Linked DNA regions of Mus musculus: region 2 is linked to region 1. The links are chromatin loops, found by intact Hi-C in ENCODE. Cell type or tissue: heart. All regions are shown on one strand. Each heading gives the region's core, and the rest is flanking DNA. Links, peaks and the distances in the headings are about the cores only. Region 1 overlaps Efhd2 (EF hand domain containing 2). Region 2 overlaps Fhad1 (forkhead-associated (FHA) phosphopeptide binding domain 1).

Region 1 (2,906 bases), core at 84-2,583:
GGGTCACTTGAAACCACCTCATTTCTCCGCTGGCTTTCTCTGCCGGCCTCTGAGTGGGTGGGGTGTTGGCAGACTAAGGTTGAGGTCCCCAATAGCTGAGGCTCTGGCACCAGAAAGTCAGCCTGCTGGCCTAGGAGTCTGAGGGCTCTCCGCCCACGCTCAGCGCCAGGCCAGCTGTGGCGTGAATGGAAGCGGGGGTCCTTTTCATCTTGTTCCCCTTCTGCAATCTGCCTGACTAGCACGGTGGTTCTCCCGGCCCTTCCACGGGGGTCAAACGACCCTTTTACAAGGGTTGCATATCAGATATCCTCCATAGCAGATAGTTACATTAGGATTTCTAACAGGAGGAGAATTAGTTATGGAGTAGCGACGAAATAATTTTCTGGTTGGGGAGGGGGGGTCACCACATTGACCCCCAATGAGGAACTGCATTAAAGAGTCACAGCATTAAGATGGTTGAGAACTCCTGGACGAGCCAGTTTGAGAATCCCTAGTGGATGAGTGTGGAGGGTACTCGGTCACAGAAAAGCACTAGAAAAAACACAGTTGCTAAACCTGCAGGTTTTCAAAATCGAATCCCCTAGACTGACTCCTGAACACTGTTTCTCAGTCAGTCGAACTCATTCTTGTGGAAGGGCCACAAGGTGATCTTTCTAGAGATGTACTTATTAGCAAAGGAATTTCGATGTAGCCCTGCCTAAAGCTTTGTTGGGGCAGTTGCCATGTGGGAACTCCTCCCCCCGCCGAAGTTTTACTGTGTTAAAAATATACAAAAAGCAAATCCCATGGCATCAGACTCCAGAGGTTTTGGCCCAGAACTGGTGAAGTTGTGCTGATCGGAGTTTCATTGCTAAACTCACTTGCATCGCTTCGCCACTGTGTGCAGTGACCCCCCCGCAAAAAGATACTGACGGGAGATGCCTGGCTTAAAATGTTAGTGGTGGGTGGTAGTACGTCAGGTATTGGGTAGCACGTGAGGAATGGTGTACCCCAGGATATATGCCTCCCCCCAGAACATTGCCCTTCCCAGGCAGGGCTGAACTGACAAAGCTCAAGGTGCAAAGCGCCATCGGAAGCTGCAGTTCCACTCCTGGCCGCACGGGGGCAGCAGCATCCAGACAAATCAGAAACTTCCCCCACTTGGTTTAGGCTGTAACCACAAGTCTAGAAAGACCTGGAGATCCCAGTTCAGTCCAGCAAATGAAGACTGGGATGCCATGGGCCCCACACAGGCAGCGGCTGATCTCACCACTGCAGCTGCTCCAGCACTCCAAGGGCATTGAGGATGGTGGGTATCTGTGTGCGTGCCAGGGTTGGGGGCGGGGCTCACTGATCCTGAACCTCTGTACCCATAATACTTTGCTATAGTTTCTATTAGACTGGGGCTTGTGGCATAGTCCAGGCCAACGAGGTTTGAACTCTCCTTCCTCTCACCTCAGCCCCTGGAAGGCCAGGATGACAGCAGGTGTGTACCACATCTGTTCTGACCATCATTCCGACAGTCTCTGTGAAATCTCAAGGCAGGTGGCCTTATGAAGAAGGCTCGAGCCGAATCCTGCTGCCCCAATCGGTCTGTGTACCCGAAGACCTTCAGGCCTCCCTGTTCTTATCATTAAAAGGAATTCAAAAACAGTGCTCCTTCGGCAAGCTCCTTTAAGGATGAAATGAGTTTAATACAGGTAGTGCTTAGATCAGGAGTGTTTGTAGATGCTAAGGGACAGAGCTCTCCAGCAGGAGTGCCTTCCTCCCCAGGCTCCTGATGTGACGGCCCAGATCCAGCGACCTCATCCTGATCCTGTCCACCTTTGTTTCTAGTTAGTCATCAAAAACCACACACACATAAGAATATAGAATTTTATCTCATTTTAGTTAAAAAAAATAATCGTACCACCGAATGAAGAAGTAGTTTTTTTCTTTTTTTCTTTTTTTGGGAGGTACTGAGAGGGGGAACCAAAAATAAAATGCAAACAGCCAAAAGTAAAGAGAATTTATATTCATCTGTATAAACATATCCGCTGAGGCAAACGCAAGCCAAGGCCACGGCAGCTGGGCTGGGCTGGGCTTGGCTCGGCCCCTCCGATTCTCATAGGTTCTAAGACCGAAAAAATAAAACCTTTGCAAGTCCCACAGGGGTCCCAGGGACTCTGGGGACATTGTAGTAAAATAAAGAGTTATCGAGCTTCACAAGCAGTGACACGCTGAACATTGCATAACGGTGGCCCCGGTGGCCATTCACTTAGACTGGGTGACGTCACAGTTTCACAACACAGCAACGGACACGCACATACACACACGTGAGCAAGCACATGGAGCTATAGAGGAACGGCACGGGTTTCACTGTGGCCTGGGGAGTCCCCATGCGAGTCTACGGGTGGGCACGACAGGCTGGTGCCATCACGGGTGACAAACCCAAGGAAGGAGAGTGTGAAAGGGGTGCCGGCCCCGAGTCCTACTGCCAGTGAACATAAACACGTCAGGCACTCCTTGGGGAGTCAAGGCAGAGTGCTGAGGTCCACCCTGAAAAGGCCAATCCCTTAGGGACCCCACCCCTCTCTCCACAGCCCCTTGGGACCCTCAGCTTGCTGCGGGGGTAGGCTGTCAGAGGGTGACATTTCTGCCCCTCCCCTCGGAACCCTATCACTCACATCCCCAAGGCATGCCTGGCAGAGTGTAGCCTGTGAGGTAGATTCGCACAGTGGCCTTCACCCTGCCTGGCTGGGCCCCATTGAAATCAGCTTAGAGTGCTAGGGCCTGGATCTCCTCACTAATGTAGGAGTCCCCGGATCTCCTCACTAATAGAAGAGTCTCTCCACTTCCATCAGAGATGGGGCCTGATCTGAAAGGAAGCGTCCTGGGGAGGGTCTCACTCTCTGCTGGACCATGGCAGGGCGGCCTATAGTTAAGGG
Region 2 (2,906 bases), core at 322-2,821, 56 kb after region 1:
ACACTGGCTCTCCCAGGGCTCAAGGTCTACAAGCTCCTTCAAGGGGCTCAGCAATACTGGCTGAGGACCAGTCCCCTCCCTTTGACATTTCTGTCACTCATACCTTTATGACTCTGCTTCAAATCTCCCCCTGTGGAGGTCTCTGACAAACAGTTCGGAGAGATCCTCTTTCCTACCGTGACAGACGCTCTCATGCACCATCCTGGGATTTTGTTTCTGACACAAGCAATGGTTAATCTAAAAAGAGCAAACCTCAACTAACTGAAAAAAATGCCTCTGTAAGATTGGTCTGTGGGGCTGGGCAGGGGTGGTGCACACCTTTAATCCCAGCACTTGGGAGGCAGAGGCAGGTGGATTTCTGAGTTCGAGGCCAGCCTGGTCTACAAAGTGAGTTCCAGGACAGTCAGGGCTACACAGAGAAACCCTGTCTCGGAAAAAAAAAAAAAAAAAAAAAAAAAAAACTCAAAAAAGAAAAAAAAAAAAAGATTGGTCTGTGGGGTTCCTTTTTTTGTTTTTTCGAGACAGTGTTTCTCTGTGTAGCCCTGGCTGTCCTGGAACTCACTCTGTAGACCAGGCTGGCCTCGAACTCAGAAATCCGCCTGCCTCTGCCTCCCAAGTGCTGGGATTAAAGGTATGCACCACCATGCCTGGATATTATTATTATTATTATTATTATTATTATTATTATTACTATTAATGATATGGGAGGGCTCAGCCCCCTGTGGGATATAGGGCTACCATGGAACAGGTAGTCCTGCGGTTATATAAGAAGTCAGGGTGAGCAAGCCAGGAAAAGCAAGCCGGTAAGCAGCACTCTTCCATGGCCCCTAGTTCAGTCCTAGCCTGTAGGTTCTGGCCTGGAGGAGTTCCTGTCCTGACTTCCTTCATTGATGTACTATGGTAAGCTGTAAGATGAACCCTCTCCTCCTCAAGTTGTTTTTGATCCGCGTGTTGATCACACCAATAGAAGGCAAGCTGGGGCCATCTTAAGTCCCGCCTTAACGGCTGCACAGGCCACGTGGCCCCACCTCCTCCCTGGGACATTTTACTCTATACTTGTTTCTTTCTGTCTCCTCCCTTCCTGCACACAGGCTCCATGAGGGCCAAGGATGCTTCCTGTGGAGACAGATCCTCTCAGAATGGTCTTCAAGATGTGCAAAGTCCTGAAGGCCTGAGGAGCCTGTCCCCAGCTCAGGGCTGCCGGGCGAGTGAGCAGACCCAGCTACTCTGGTGTACTGCCCTGAAGCCGGTCCACCTCAGGGTTTGGTTCTGTTATTCATCTGCTGGAGAGGGCATCTGTTTGTCTCAGAAGGAGCCACGTCTGGATGGAAGCAGATAGGAGATGCTGAACTGGGGAAGAAGGAGAGGCTCAGCAGCCAGGCCGGACTCTTAGTCTTTCCTGCACTGGGAGAGGAAGCCCCACGTGACCCTTCCTCATGCCCCTCTGGGAACTCTCTTACTGAGAGAGGACTCGGATTCTTTCTCATACAACTCTTGAGCCCTCTGACCCTCTCTGGCTTTGGAAACAGGAAGTAGCCTGGATGAGGACCACTGTCCAAATGCCTTTTATCTTGGGCTCTCCCTCCCCCATCAGCTTCAGCTGTGAGACAGAAACTAAAAGTAACCATTCAAACTTATGGGGAGTGGCTGGGCAGGGGTTGGGGGGGGGGGCGGAGGGCTGGTATGTGTAAGGTCCCTGTGTGCCTTTCTCTGTCTGTAGCACAAAGTTTGGTATACAGTAAGTGCTCAATACTGGCTGTGGGTCAGGTCCTGCTTTGCAGGCTTAGGAGTCCAACAGGAGCAACTGGATCTCCTACCCAGCTTAGCTTTCAACCCACCTGGGTCATTGCACTCTTCCTTCTGGTTGCCCTGAGAAACGGGAAAGCACATCTATTTACGTGCTCTGGCCAGCACTCAACACCAGGGACGGCTGGCTGGACCTCAAGCCCTTTCATCTGGGCCGCCGGAAGCCCTGGCTCGCTGGTTGTCTGGCAGGGGCAGTGTCTTTGTTGACAGAGTTGGCTTTGTTTCTTCTGCAGATGCTTCCCAGAAGCATCTGGTTTCCCAAAGTGAATGGAAAGGATGCTCTGAACTCTAGGAAACGGAGACCTCAAGGAACCACTGTGCACCACAGTCGGCCTACTAGGAATGATGGCTCAGGCCACAGTACCAGGCATGGGTGCAGAGTATCAGCTTTGAGGACCACCTGACCGGCCACTCAGGCATGCTTCCCACTGGATGAGCACCTGGGACTTCCGGGCAGTCACACAGGGAGACCTTATCAAGTGACCACCATGGTATGGGGGCATTGTGGGGGGGTCACATTAACTGCATGGCTCTCTGGGAAGGTCATTTGCTTCTGTTCCATGCAGTTTAGAAAGGCCCTCAAGCCCCAGCAATTTCACAGCCAAACGTGAGTTCTATGTGGCAGCCATACTAATTACGGCATCAGGTTAAGGGAGACACAGCTGTGTAGAGAGAACATCTTGTGTCACCTGTCAATTAAAAAGTCTACGGCCCCTTGCTTAGGCAGGAAATAGAAGGTGGGATGCCCAGGAGGCAGAAAGAATTCTGGGAAAGAACAAGGCACGGGAAGATCCACCCAGGAAGATGTGAGGTGATGGAGCCAGGGTACCTGAGCACGGGTAACCAACTAGGTGGCAGAATGTATGTTAAGATAATTGGGTTGTTTTAGTGATGATGATCTTGTCAGAGAAGAGCCTAGCTGTATGGCCAAGGGATTTGTAAATATGTTTTGAGCCCGAGTCTTGTTTCTGGGAGGAAACACCAAGCTTAGCTTCTACAGAGCTGAACTCTCCATCGTGTGGGGACCGGCTGGATCAAATGGACACAGCATGGAATTCTACGCAGCCACTCACGGGGACAAAGTGGACGTTTACGGACTC

The links. A loop is a pair of places that touch in the nucleus more often than their neighbours do. Peaks named below come from ENCODE experiments on the same cell type or tissue, not always from the same donor. Only the 100,000 strongest peaks of a DNase experiment are listed, where the experiment ranks them.
Region 2: a loop joins it to region 1, with 2.3 times the contacts of the local background. A loop is called at or near these places in 1 of 42 quality-filtered maps.

What each region holds. Positions count from the first base shown.
Region 1 is chr4:141,856,492-141,859,397 of GRCm38, forward strand. It overlaps Efhd2 (EF hand domain containing 2), which reads right to left. Exons shown (of 4, transcript NM_025994.3): 4 at 1,651-2,906. It overlaps Gm35034 (a long non-coding RNA gene), which reads left to right. Exons shown (of 3, transcript XR_003955163.1): 2 at 1,150-1,288; 3 at 1,440-1,625. Among named protein-coding and RNA genes, the nearest start is that of Gm35034, 9.5 kb to the left of the region's middle. In heart, for the core only: a CTCF peak has its summit at 1,098 (motif pointing right); DNase peaks (open chromatin) are centred at 1,040 and 2,260; H3K27ac peaks cover 512 bases.
Region 2 is chr4:141,912,307-141,915,212 of GRCm38, forward strand. All of the region lies in intron 24 of Fhad1 (forkhead-associated (FHA) phosphopeptide binding domain 1), which reads right to left. Gm42338 (a long non-coding RNA gene) reads left to right here. Exons shown (of 3, transcript XR_881551.2): 3 at 1,092-2,906. Among named protein-coding and RNA genes, the nearest start is that of Gm42338, 3.9 kb to the left of the region's middle. In heart, for the core only: no CTCF peak of the experiment used is centred there; DNase peaks (open chromatin) are centred at 1,095, 1,475 and 1,955; H3K27ac peaks cover 1,380 bases.